Regions from separate parts of the Homo sapiens genome. Here region 1 is linked to region 2. Evidence: chromatin contacts called from ENCODE Hi-C or POLR2A ChIA-PET data. All regions are on one chromosome and are shown on one strand. The core of a region is the stretch at or near the end of the contact, and the rest is flanking DNA. Distances in the headings are between cores, read along the strand shown.

Evidence for each region. A loop is a pair of places that touch in the nucleus more often than their neighbours do. ChIA-PET counts read pairs that join two places held with the same protein, here RNA polymerase II (POLR2A).
Region 1: a map of Right ventricle myocardium inferior shows a loop between it and region 2 (2.0-fold over the local background). The contact joins two enhancer-like sites. A Hi-C loop is called at or near these places in 1 of 168 maps with a recorded cell type or tissue (Right ventricle myocardium inferior). POLR2A ChIA-PET finds 5 or more read pairs at or near these places in 6 of 52 experiments (HEK293, OCI-LY7, PC-9 and 3 more).

Annotation. Positions count from the first base shown.
Region 1 is chr6:150,491,826-150,498,134 of GRCh38, forward strand. No RefSeq gene overlaps it. Among named protein-coding and RNA genes, the nearest start is that of PLEKHG1, 100 kb to the right of the region's middle. Within about 2 kb of position 1,251, at least 7 of the 41 ENCODE cell types and tissues checked have a DNase peak (open chromatin) inside an H3K27ac peak, as active enhancers do.
Region 2 is chr6:150,544,993-150,552,024 of GRCh38, forward strand. No RefSeq gene overlaps it. Among named protein-coding and RNA genes, the nearest start is that of PLEKHG1, 51 kb to the right of the region's middle. Within about 2 kb of position 2,604, at least 2 of the 41 ENCODE cell types and tissues checked have a DNase peak (open chromatin) inside an H3K27ac peak, as active enhancers do.

The DNA.
Region 1 (6,309 bases), core at 1-2,500, 55 kb before region 2:
GTCATGTCACTAATGGCTCCAGAACAGAGACCTCAGCCTGGTTTCTTCCTGGATGTGGAAGGTTGCAGCCCCCTGCCCCCTCCCCACGTTCTCAGCAGGTGTTCCTGCATTGCTCTATTTCAGGAGTTTAGGAAGCCTAAGAAATACGTGTGTATCCAGCTCTGTTTTCACAACAAGGGTCAAACCAAAAAACCACAGGTCAAAAGGAACCAGGAAAAGGAAAAAAAAAATACACTTTATCCATAAAATGTATTTTTAAACATCTGTTTTTCCTGTGCAGCTGTCTGGCCTGATTCCTCTCCATTGAAGAGCAAAATGTTTTGTTCTTTTTAAATGTATAATAATTAAAAATAAATTTTGAAAACTTACCTCAGGACCAGAATTTTTTTTTAGAATTGGAAAAGATCTCATAATTCATTTAATCCAACCCTTATTGTATGTAGGTGAAGAAATGACACCAGGAGGATGACTTGCTGGTTCGTGATGGGACTCACCTCTGCTAATGCAAGGGCTGACTGCCATAATCACCTCGTATGTGGACATTTATGACATCCCAAGACTCATAATTTCCCTTGAGAAGTTCCAAGTTTAGTAGATGGAAAAGATGTTGCCTGCTCCAGGTAATACTGGAGACATTAGGTGATGTGCCTCAAATTTCACAGCTAGTAACCTTACATCCCTGTTCAAAATTCAATGGTTCTTCTACATTAGAGATACAGCCTTTGGCCTGCCCCATCACTCTTCTCACCCCATCACTAGTCCCACCCTCTGCTGGCCCTACCCCTCTCTTGCCCCACCCTCTCTCTCGGGCCCCACCTTCTCACTGACCTGTCTTTTCATTGGCCCTGCCCTTCCAATGGCCCTACCCTCTTCCTGGCCCCACCTTATCACTGACCCGCCTTTTCATTGGACTTGCCCTCTCACTGGCCCCACCCTCTTGCTGGCCCCACCTTCTCACTGACCTGCCTTTTCATTGGCCCTGCCTTCTCACTGGCCCCACCTTCTTGCTGGCCCCTCAGGTCCTTCCATCCTCCCTCCTTGTGGTTGCATGGCTTCCCACATTCTGTGCCTCTGGTGGCACAGGGTTCCAGCACCATCATTAGCTGCGAGGGTGATCCCTGCAAGTCCCCTGAGATTCGAAATTTACCTTCCTCCTCTGTGAAATGAGAAGACTGGACTGGCGCCCTTCTAAGGATGTCTGCTGGAGGTCAGGTCTCTGGCTCGGGACAGACACAGATGTGAGAGAATCGCACCACTCTTGCTGGACTGGCACACCAGGCCCACATAGTGACTCAGCCATGCAGCCCTCGGCCCCACAGGTTTCTTGGCTCACTTCCCTGACTCTCCTTTACTCCCTTTGTCTAATAACGTGTCTGAAAGTAAACCAGTTTCCTGGGGAACATTGTTTTCCCATTATAAATTCCTTTACAGCAAGCACCAAGTGACTGGCTGTGCACTGGTTAAAGCTTAAGGGTATTTCCTGAAGGCTATATTCGGCCTGAGCAGATTTTTGTGTTTTTAATTGTTATTTTCCTAAGAGAAAAGGTCAATGGCTATATTGTTTAGAAAATAGATTCAAACTGGATACATAAATTTCAGTGGGAACGAGAAGGGTCCCAGGAAAGAGGAGTCCCTGACCATGAGCTGGGCATGTTAGGTCCACCGATTCATAAGGTCTCAGACCAGTTGCAATAGATGGTGCTATGGAAAGGCTTCATTTGGGATCAGGTTGGAGAAGGTGTGTGTGTAGAGGGGAGAGGGAATCTCCTCAAGTAAGCTACATGAGAAGGTGCCTAATACGGTATGGTTCTGTGTCCCCACCCAAATCTCATCTTGTAGCTCCCATAATTCCCATGTGTTGTGGGAGGGACCCAGTAGAAGATGATTCAATCATCTTCTTTCCCCTACTGTTCCCATGACAGTGAATGGGTCTCACGAGATCTGATGGTTTTAAAAATGGGAGATCCCCTGCACAAGCTCTCTTTTCACCTGCCACCATCCATGTAAGATGTGACTTGCTCCTCCTTGCCTTCCACCATGATTGTGAGGCCTCCCCAACCATGTAGAACTGTAAGTCCAATAAACCACTTTCTTTTGTAAATTGCCCAGTCTTGGGTATGTCTCTATCAGAAGCATGAAAACAGACTAATACAGTGCCTCAGAACTCCACGTGGCTGATCTCTGAGCTACTGTAGCCTCTGCCTCTCCTCATACCTATGGCCTCCTGGGTGTTCCCTATAACCTGTTAGGTGAGAGGACAGATAATTTAAAATGGACTTGAGGAGCAAAATGCCACATATCAAGTCTTGTTTTTAAGAAATTGTTACCAGCTGATGAAAATACACATGGAGTATCCACAATGCCTTTGGAACTGAACTGCTGTACTTATTCTTCCAGATTATTTCAGACAGTGAGGATGTTCTTTCTGAAATGTTCTTGTCTATTTCCAATGAGTAAAAATAGAAGAGGGGAGAAAAAGCCAGGGCCTGAGCCAGCTTGTGGGCCTTTCTAGGTCACTATTTTATTGGTAATCATTTTTTCATAACTGTGTATTTATTCCCTATGGGTGTGTCCTGGATTCCATGGCAAATATCCTTTGATGACCACAGCAGTGTCTTCCGATGAAGGTCCAGGGCTGCATCCCAAACACCCCCACCGACAGCTCAGCCAACAGGACGGATCACGACTGAAACAGATGTTCTTGCTCCCCCGGCCAAAAAGTTGGAGTCCCTCCCTGGAGATGAGACACTTCCCTTTGACACCAGAAGCACCTTCCTGATTTCATCAGATGAGATACTTGTTTGGGGAATGACCCCAATGTCTTGCCTTAAGCAAACAAATAAAATGTTTGAATTTAGTGAGGGCATGAACCCGATATGTAAAATGTAGAGTTAGGAAAATTATATTGTATAGAAAATAGCACATTATTTCCCTGGTGAGCCAGCAACCTCCCAAAATAATTGTGTAAAACAGAGGATAAAAAGAGCTCAGCAAGAAACCCTTATGTCCTCGAGAAGGCAACCAAATTGGAGAATGAGGTTTAGTATACGGTATTTCTCAACAAGAACTGTAAAACTGAATTAAAACCTGAAAGCAATGATAAAACTCTTACTAAAATATGTAGTCCATGCATTTCTTCTGTGTGATTCTTCCGTGCGATTCTTTAGAACTGAACTGAACACCTTTGGAACTGAAAGACTCTACTTACTCTTCCAGGTTATTTCAGACAATGAGGATGTTCTTTCAAAATTAACGTGCTTCTCAAAACTTAACAGGCACATGAGTCGCCTGGAGATCTTGTTAAAATGTAGGTTCTAATTCAGCAGGTCCTAGGTAAGGCCCCAGATTCTGCATGTCTAATAGGCTCCAAGGTTTACACTATTCTTAAAGCAGTGCAGTCATTTCCAAGTGCAGTCATTGGATCACTTGTATGAGAATCTCCTAAGTGATCTGTTGAAAAACACAGATTCCTGTGCTCCACCACAGACTTACAAAATCCAGTGTTTACAGTGATTGCCCAGGAATCTGTATTTAACACGCTTACCAATGATTCTTATTAAAGCTTGAGAACTGACACTGTCTATGGATAAATGGCTAATTTGGGATAACTAGGAAACTTGTAGGAGATGCCATGAGATTGTTGCACACCATGAAGAAGGTTTGGGCTGTGCTAAGTGGGTTCTTGTACTTTTACAGTAAGGAAAACTGCTAAGCAGTTAAGTGGCTGGGGCATAAATAGCAGGCGCTACCAAGTCAGGCAGTCCAGGTGACAGGGAAGGAGCTTACAGGAGCATTAATGATGATAGGATACTGTACTAATTTCTGTTGCTAAAAGAAACTATAATTTTCAGTATTGAGCAGATGTTCCTTACTTTAAAAAATAGTTATGATTTTGGAAAGTTGCAGAAAATTAAGTTTTTATTCTCTTATCTTCTCATTGACTTCCATTATAATTTTGGAGCAGTTTTGTCATCATTTATGTGAATTCTACAATTGGTGGCGGGTCCTAGCATTTCGTTTTTATCATTTCTAGTCCTCAGTCTCCATTTCTTTGATGGAAGAGAAAAGAATTTGTAAACATATGCTAACTTTCATCAAGTAAGTTGCTTTAAAAAGTACAGTAAGTCTTTGTTCAAGATTACACTTGTTCGGTAATAATGGTAGCTGACATTTGCAATGCATTTATTACGCACAGTACTTGGAACTGTGACAAGTCAATTAAGTTTATAATTTCAACCTATCCTAAAAACAATCATATGAATATGTGCCATTATTATCCCCATTTTCTGTTGCATGAATGAATTGCCCAAGGTCACATAGACCATGAGGGGTCAAGGTCAATAAGGGGCCTGGTGCCGGGGCCTGAGGCCTTAACACTGTACTTCTTAGAGACGCTTATTGATTTAATCTTTAAACATTTTTTATTCAAGAAATAGATGTAATTTACTTAAATGCAGTGTTTTCAAATTTAGTCTTTTTTCTTTACTTTTTTCCTTTGATTCTCCATCCCACCTTTTAACCCATCATCTCATATGAACTACTCAGACAACCTCATAATTATCTTTCCATACTTTTCTAAGTTTATCTAATTCCACACACCCACACACATAAACATGCCTGTATGGATGAAAGGTGACTTGTTATTATAATTTGACTCCCCCTGACAATTAGTGGTTTGATCATTTTCCATATTCATCTTAGCTGTGTGGATTTATTCTTGTGAAGTGATTATTCATCTTCTTTACTCACTTTTCTGTTAGAGTGCATTTCCCTTTTCATCAATTCCTGAGATCTTTTTGTGTATTACAGATATTGTAAGACACTATTCTCTGCCTTAGAAGTATTTTTCCAGATCTGCTGTTTTGTCCGTTTTTAAAAGTGTACAATTTGTATGGGTCAAATATGTGTTTTTAATTTTCTACCTTCTGAGTTTCTAGTCTTTGTTAATAACATCTTCCTCTCCCAATATTAGACAGATTTTCCTAGATTTTTCTGCAGAAATTATTGCTTATTTTATTTATTTACTTCTTTTGGCATTCAGTCTATAAGCCATCTGGAATTTATTTTTTATATGAAGTAAGTAGGCGCCCAATTTTATTTTACAGATAGTAGCAGTGCTTATTTTAAATAATCCATTCTTTTCCCACTAAATTTAAATCTCACTTAAATTATTAGCTATGCTCTATTTATTTGCCTTTATTTTTGCATTCTTCTTTCTGTCTCACTCTTATTTATTTATTCCTAGATGAATACCCTATTGATGCGATTACAATGCTTTAGAGTTTTCCCATATTTGGTAAGGCAATTATTTTTCTAAAGTATCTTGACCACAGATAGTTATTCTCCTCTATAAATTTTAAGATCCTTTAATCTAATTTAAATATTTGATGGAATTCTAACTGGAATTGCATTATGTCCAAATGCTAATTTAGGGATATCAATATTTTTATTGTAGTAAGGCTTCCCACCCAGGAATATGTAACATTTTTCTACTAGTTTGGAAACTCTTTCATGTCCTTTAATAAGATTTTATTGTTTTCTTCTTTGAAATCCAGTGTATTTTTGTTACTCCTCTATGTTTTAGGGTTTCTGTCTGTATGATAAGTGGGATATTTTAGCCATTTCTTTTTGGTGCTTTTTGATTAAATTGGAGGTGGGGGAATATTGATTTTGAATATTTAGGTTATATCTAAAAACCTAACATGATTTTTATTAATTCAATTATTAGTCTCAGATGTTTATAGCTACATGGTAGTATAATCAGTAAGCTCTAGTTTTCAATGTTTATAATGTAATTTCATTTTCTTATCTTACTAAAAATTTCTAAGAACCTTGAGGCAGTGTTGGATCTTTTTGATAAAACGGAGCATTTCTGTTTATTGACCAATTTTAACTGAAATGATTTTATGAATATGCTATTTAGGATTAAATTGTGATTGATTTTTGATAGTCTTCACTATATTTATACAGCATCTGATAGTCCTATAAGACTTTGAGATTTAAATAAAAATAACTGCTATTTTGTAAACTGATTTTCACTTTAACAAGAGACACTCTAAACACCACATGAAAATAGCTATACTTACATGCCTTTTTTTCTTCTCTCTCTCGAGACAGGGTCTTGCTGTGTTTCCCAGAGTGGTCTTGAGCTCTTGGGCTCAAGCAGTCCTCCCAACTCAGCCTCCTAAGTTGCTGGGAGTATGTCCAGCGAATTTTTATGGCTACAGAGGGTTTTATTTGCTGGCTGTACATAATTAATTACTACAAACCATATGGTTAAAGTTTTAGATGGTTTTCAGAGTTCACCAG
Region 2 (7,032 bases), core at 1,354-3,853:
GTACCCAATAGAAACATATGTGCACACCAAAACATATGCTCAAGAATGTTCATAGTAGCACTACTCATAATAAATGGAAACTTTGGAAATTGGGAAACATCCCAAATGTTCACCTATGGAAGAATGGTTAAATAAATTGTAGTATGTTAATGTTATTGAATACTGTTAAATTAAGTTTAGCCTAAAGCTGCCTCCTTACATATTTTAAGTTCAGGATAAAAGTTTCTCCATACAAAGTGAACTGTAACCTGACTGGATGCATAAGCAGACTGTAACCTACTCTTGTACCAATCACTGAGTTTCAGGTGATCAAAGATGGCCATCGGTTCAAACTGTGCTGTAACCAGCCCAGCAATTTCCATACCTCCCTTTCCTTTTTCTGTCCATAAATCCTCTCCGACCACACAGCAGGAATCACTTTGAACCTATTCTGGTTGGGAGGTGGAGGGCTGCCCAGTTCTTCAATCTTTCTTTTCTCTATTCAACTTGGTTAAATATGATTTGTTTAAAGTTTTTCTTTTAACAATACAGCAATGAAAATGAATGAACTACAGCTATATTCAAAAGCATGTTTGAATTTCACTTAAGTGTTGAGCAAAAGAAGCCAGACACGAAAGATTATATTACCCAGTATAGAATTCAAAATTAAGCAAAATTAACATACAAAGTTACAATATGAGGGTTGAGTGATGGTAATAATTCTGTTTTTTTTATATGGATGTTTGGTTCATAGATATGCTTACTGTATAGTTATTTACTGAGCTGTAACTTTTGAGTATGTATGCTTTTTACATACACATTTTGCTTCAATAAAAAGCAAAACACACATATAAATGTACTCTATATTTCACGGGTATGTATTACATGTAAAATATGGAAATGATCTTAAATTATACACACCAAACTCAACACACTCATGGTATAATTGCATAGTTGGGGTGGTGTGAGGGACCAAGGTTGGTGAGATCAAGGATGAAGTGAACTTAAGCTACCTCTGTGATGCTTTCATTATTTAAAATAGGGGGAAAAAAGGCTAGAAGCAAATATATTAAAAATTAAGTTGATATTTCTGGGTGATAGAAATATGCATAGGGTATTATACTATTCATTATTTTTAGAACTTAAAATGTTTTTAAAAAATAAGAAAACATTCTAAGGATCAAAATTTTAACATCAAAGAACTGCTAAATTTGAGAGAAATATTCATGTATTATAGATGAGCCCTAAGAAAAAGAGGTAATTTTTCTGAGTTGTTTTAATAAGAGTAACATTTCTTTAAAATCTTCATGCAACAACTGAATTTGGAGAATAAAACGAAGCAGTCATGTTAGTTACACCCGTCACCCCTTCCACCCACTGCTACTAGATGCCACAAAAATTCCCTGGACATTCACAGTGTCATTTGTTCTATTGTTAGTAACAAAACTGAGAAAATCTTGTTTGCTTGCAGGGGCACAAATGTCAGCATCCACCCACTTCTGGCTAAGAGAGCCACAGAAACAGAGGCAGATTAAAAGGATATTGAATAAGATGAAGCTTAATCTTCTCATCTGAAGAACAAAACTAATATTTTACAAACAAGGTGGAAGCGTTGTGAGCCATCTGGGCCCCTCAAACATGGACTTTGGTAAAAGCCTGAGCTGGCCCTGGGCAAGTAGTGCACGAGGTGCCAGAGGCTAAGTGGAGCCGTCTGCAGCTTTGAACGAAGCTTGGCCAGGAGGATGCTCTGGCCAACACAATTGACTTCCTGGTCTCTGCATCGAGATAAAGCCATCCTCAAGGAAGAATGCCAAAAATAGGACATCTTAGAATACAAAGGAAACAAACATTGTTTTTTCCTGACATTGATCCTCTTGACGTGCGACGCCAAAAGATAACTTAGCCCCCTTAAGAGAACATCTCCCTCCCAATAGAAAGAAGGGGGAAAAAATGCAGTTCCATCTGTGAGCCATCTGATTTTCAGACTGAACAATTTCTGAGGCTCAGAGGCAGCTTTTTGACCATGGTCAAAAGCTACCAAGCCGCTGGATTTCAGGCATCAGCACATTTTCCGGTGTCTCCAAACACCTCCAAGGCAGCTTTTCGTGTCAGTAATTTACAACCAATAACTAAGCTCTTACTTATTATTCTTTTCCTGTGTCTTTGCTTAGCAGTGAAAACTGTGTGTCTAGTTGTTTATTTCACCTGCCCAGACCTGATGGAGGGTGAAATAAAAGCAAACAGGCAGACTCAACCAGTGGATGAGCAGATTTGTGATCTGGCCCGGAAAATGTCCATTCTGAAGACAAAGTCCCAGCATAAGGGATGAAAAGTGCTATGGTGGGTTGCTGCATGTTTGTTGCCTCATGCTTTGTCCAGGATTCTCTTCTTTCCCTTTGGTCTGGAAGTTGCTTTTTGCAGGCATCTTACAAGTAGAAAGAATGGTCTTCCAGGAGCTCCCTCCTAATGCTCTAAGGATTTGATTTCTTGCTCTCAGACAGTCATTTTCATGCACATTTTGCAAAACATGGAAATAGATGCATCGGTCTGCTTCTGGAAGTGCTGCCCCTTGGGAGGGAGCTGGGAGGGACCTTCAGTCCTGTTCTCAGCATGGACTTTAGTTACATGCCTACATCTGTGGAACGCGTATCTATGACCCTCTTGTCTGTGTCCAGGCAGCTGGCCAAGAGGGAGAGAGACTAAAGGACAAAAAAGAGGGAGGGAGGAAGAGGAAAGGGAGGGAGGAAGAGGAAAGGGAGGGAGGAGGGGGCTGGGTGGATTGAGGAGCATGAAGTCCCTAGAGGTGAAGGAGAGGAAGACCAACAGCGTGTGTCTGTGACTGGAATGCCAGGAACTAGTTTTCTCTGTGGCTGGAAAGTAGCCTTGAAGGCAATCCCTGGGGAAACGTTTGGTAAACTAAACTTCGAACTGGTGTTTTGGTTGGGGGGGAGTGTCATGACATTAGAGGAATGACTCCTCTTCAATCCTTGCGTCTCCTTGACAAGTAGAAAATATACAGCCCTGGCCAAGGTTACGGGTAGGAGGTTCGGTGCAGGAATTGTGTCAGGAATGAATAGACCCTTGATTCTGGGGCTTCGAGCTCAAAGGCCACACCACATGCCTTTGACTATAGTTCCAACTGAAATCAAAATCTGAAGCCCCTTGACAATGGCGCATCCCAGTCAGGTGAAAGATCAAAAGTTGGTCTATTCTGTGTTTGACAAGAAGGCATAGCCAGGGATTGTGACAGGGAGGTCCCCAGAACGACCCACAGCTCTACCTCTGTTGCCTGAAGCACATTGACAGTGGAAAAAAAGTGGGCAGCTAGCACAGGCCCAATAGAATTCTTCAAAGGTGCCTGTCCGAGTCAGTTCAAATCAGCCTTCCTGAATTCCCCGAGTCAATGTTGTAGGTGTCACACATATATATGTAAAAAGAAAATAAAATTTCAGGACCTTCTGAATTTATTACACCAAAGGGAAAAATTAAGACCTGGAAACTGACTCAGGGAACACGGCTGTTTTCCTTCCCTGGTGCATGGCCACCGTTGCTTTCTGACTTTTGTGCTGGGATGTTATACATTAACCAGACTCTATTCTTCATTCAAACCTGGGCTAAATGATGTGGACATGGAGACCCTTGTGATGATTACCTCTTTACAATAAAATGTTAAACAACCCTCTTAGAGTTTACAGTCAACAGTAGCCAATCAAATCTTATATTTGTATGTTAGCTTTTGTATGGAAAATGTGATTCTAGTCAGCACCTCCGTTTTGCCTACATAAATGGTCCTCATTTTACCCAATGTAGGGAACACTGATCACCTATTTCCAGTGTCACTCCACTCCCCAGACAGCCACCTTCATACTTTGCCCTTGAATAAACTCTCTTTAAATTAGATTCTGACCCTTTTGATTAATTTAGGCTGACACATATGTCATTTAGGATGTGTGTGACTGGTTACTATCTAACACTTTAAAGTTGTATTCTGGATCTGGAGGGATAAATGGAAGCTGTTGCATCATAACCAGATCTCACTCTCTACTCTTGCCAGTCTCGCCCATTGACCAGGCCCAGTGGGTATCAGTGAGCAAGGGAGCCCCCCAATGCAACCCATAAGAGTCAGTCCCAGAGGCACAGAGCAGGGTGGACAAGAATGAGAATGCACCTAGAAGAGCAAAGGAAGGTGACCCAGGGCACTGCCTCACTCTCAGTCCTAGGGGAGCCCCCGTTGGTGCCCCCGGAGGCAGAAAAGATCTCTGCTCTTAAGCTACAGAGCAGATGGACATGACATTTAGGCTAATCCCATGGCCTGAATGGAAGGCAGAACAAGCCCCATCCACCCCATGACACCACCTCCAGCCTGCACTGCCGTTCACAGGTGCCGGTGATGTCCCCAGCTGTTATCAGAGAAGGCCAGGGGACCCTCCATGAGTGTCTGAAGGATGTACAGTTCTGCCAGGTCCATAGCCCCTTGCAGCAGACTCCATGCCAGGCATCCATGCCAGGCCCCCTGGGATTTCTACTAGGCAACATTCTCCAAAGCTTTTCTAAGGAAAATGTCCTTTGCCAACAAAGCAGTACCCGTGGCGCTATGTTCGTGCTGCACTAGCTTAGACGGTGTGTCACAGGACTGCCGCATGGCAGGGCCTCTCTCATGCTCCCTCCCACTCCCCTCTGTCTCTTGGCCCGAGTCCTCCTCCTGTTCCTCTCTTTATCCCTCCTTCTCCCATTTTTGTTCATTACTGCCTCGCCTTCTCCCTCAGCTTCTCCCCTTCCAATTGTTTGCAAGAGATTTTGAAAGGGTGGGGAGTAAGAAACAGGCAAAGATCGGGCAAGATTGTAGAGTGGAGAGAGGGAGGAAGGACCTGGAGCTTCTGCTGAGCTGTCTTTGTGTTCTCTTGCTTTCAATAAATGACCTCATTTCCCAGGGCGTCTGTTTATGAGAATTCTTCATGACACTCTATACCACAGTTCTCCATGATTCCATGACCAGAAGCCAGTCCACGAGCTTTCTAATAAAGCTCACCACTCCTGAGCCACCTGCTGCCTTGGAAAATTCTTCTCAAGTGACTGTACCTGTTTGTTGTACACGTCTGGAGGAGTGGGCTGGGAAGGAGGGTTGCGAAGGAAAGTAAAGTTAAACTGCATGCCCCTTCCCTTCCCTTCCTGCCCTGGGCTGACCAGGCTCCCCGGTGAAGCCACACACTACTGGACACATCTCCCAAAACCAGGCCCTGTTACCCAGGCCTGGTGTCCTCTGATGTGACTTGTTCCCAGGGCCTCTTTTTTTCCCACTGCATATGGCCCATTCCCCAAAAGGCTGGCCTTTGACCTCTAACCTGTCCACAGATTGGTGTTTTCAATCTCTAAATCCCTTTTAACTCTCGCATTCTCTGAATCAAAAGTAACAGTTAAGGGTGTGATTTGCCTGCCTGCACATAATCGCCCCAGGGCCTTCTTTACCAAATGTGCATTTGTCACATGGGCATTTTGTTGTTTAACCCAGATAAGTGATTCTGATAGTGCTTCCTGCAAGCCAGACGGGCAGAAGCTAGCGCAGGTAAGAAGCAAGTGTGTTAGGGTAGGTGAAACCTTTCAGTGGGATGTCCTGGGCACCATACCCACCATCCTGTACAGCCACAGTACCCCATAGGGGCCGAGGTGGGCTCTGTACTCCTTCCTGGAGCCTAATTAATATATATATTTTTTGAGACGGAGTTTTGCTTCTGTTGCCCAGGCCAGAGTGCCATGGCACCATCGCTGCTTGCTGCAACCTCCGCCTCCCGGTTCAAGTGATTCTCCTGCCTCAGTCTCCCAAGTAGCTGGGATTACAGGTGTCCATCACCACGCCCGGCTAATTTTTTGTATTTTTAGTAGAGACGGGGTTTCACCATGTTGGCCAGGCTGGTCTGAAACCCCTGACCTCAGGTGATCCACCCACCTCGGCCACCCAAAGTGCTGGGATTACAGGTGTGAGCCACCGAGCCCAGCCCTAATTGATATTAATGACAGCTTCTAATTCGTAAGAATGAGCAATTCAACCAAAGGGCCTCTCAATGGCCTTTAAGGCAAGAAATCTGTCACTCAGCGTCCTCAAGGCAAGAAATTGTTCTTTCTTATTTTTCCTGGTATATCAGTGTGTCCCATGGAGGACAATCCTTGAGATTTTTCTGAAGCTAGAGCAAAATTGCTCCCCAAAAAGTTGCAACCAGATTCTGCTTTTAACGTTAAGGCTTGGTTTTACTTCAGAATGTCCCTTTTATGGGAAAAGCCGCTTGACAGGGCCATTTTAGTTTATTAAGTCAATTGTTCAACAATTACTGAGCATTGATTAAATGTCAAAACTATCCTCATTTCTAGGCTTATCACAAAGCAGAGTCCCTGTGATCCCAAAGCTTGCAATAAGTGAAGTAGAAATACAATCAACAAGCAACCAAACAACAACAATTTATATATATATAAATTTATATATATATTAATTTATATATATATATATTTTTTTGAGACGGAGTCTCGGGCTTTGTTGCTCAGGCTGGAGTGCGGTGGCGCGATCTCAGCTCACTGCAATCTCTGCCTCCCAGATTCAAGCGATTCTCCTACCTCAGCCTCCCAAGTAGCTGGGGCTGCAGGTGTGTGCAGCCACGCCCAGCTAATTTTTGTATTTTTAGTAGAGACGGGTTTTTGCCATGTTGGCCAGGCTTGGAGTGGAGATGCCCAGTGTGATTTGGGGTGTCATACAAGATGGTAGGTTTGATGCTCGTGATGTGTATTATAGGTCCCGACGACCACATGAGTGGTGCTTTGAAGTCACTTTCTCTATTTCTCTTCCATTGTCTTCAAGCCTTCCAGAAAGTCTTGTTAAGTTTTCATCCAGATCTTAGCTGTTCAGTGAGGAATTAGGGAAGGACCTGCTTTGGAAGGAATGACAAGAGAGAGGTGTATGAACTCTCTAAAGCCACAGTGGGAGAACCAGCAGTGGGTACCCACGGAGGTCAACAAGTCCAAAGGCCACAGAAGTCACCCACTCAGAGACAGCAGGGCACATTGACA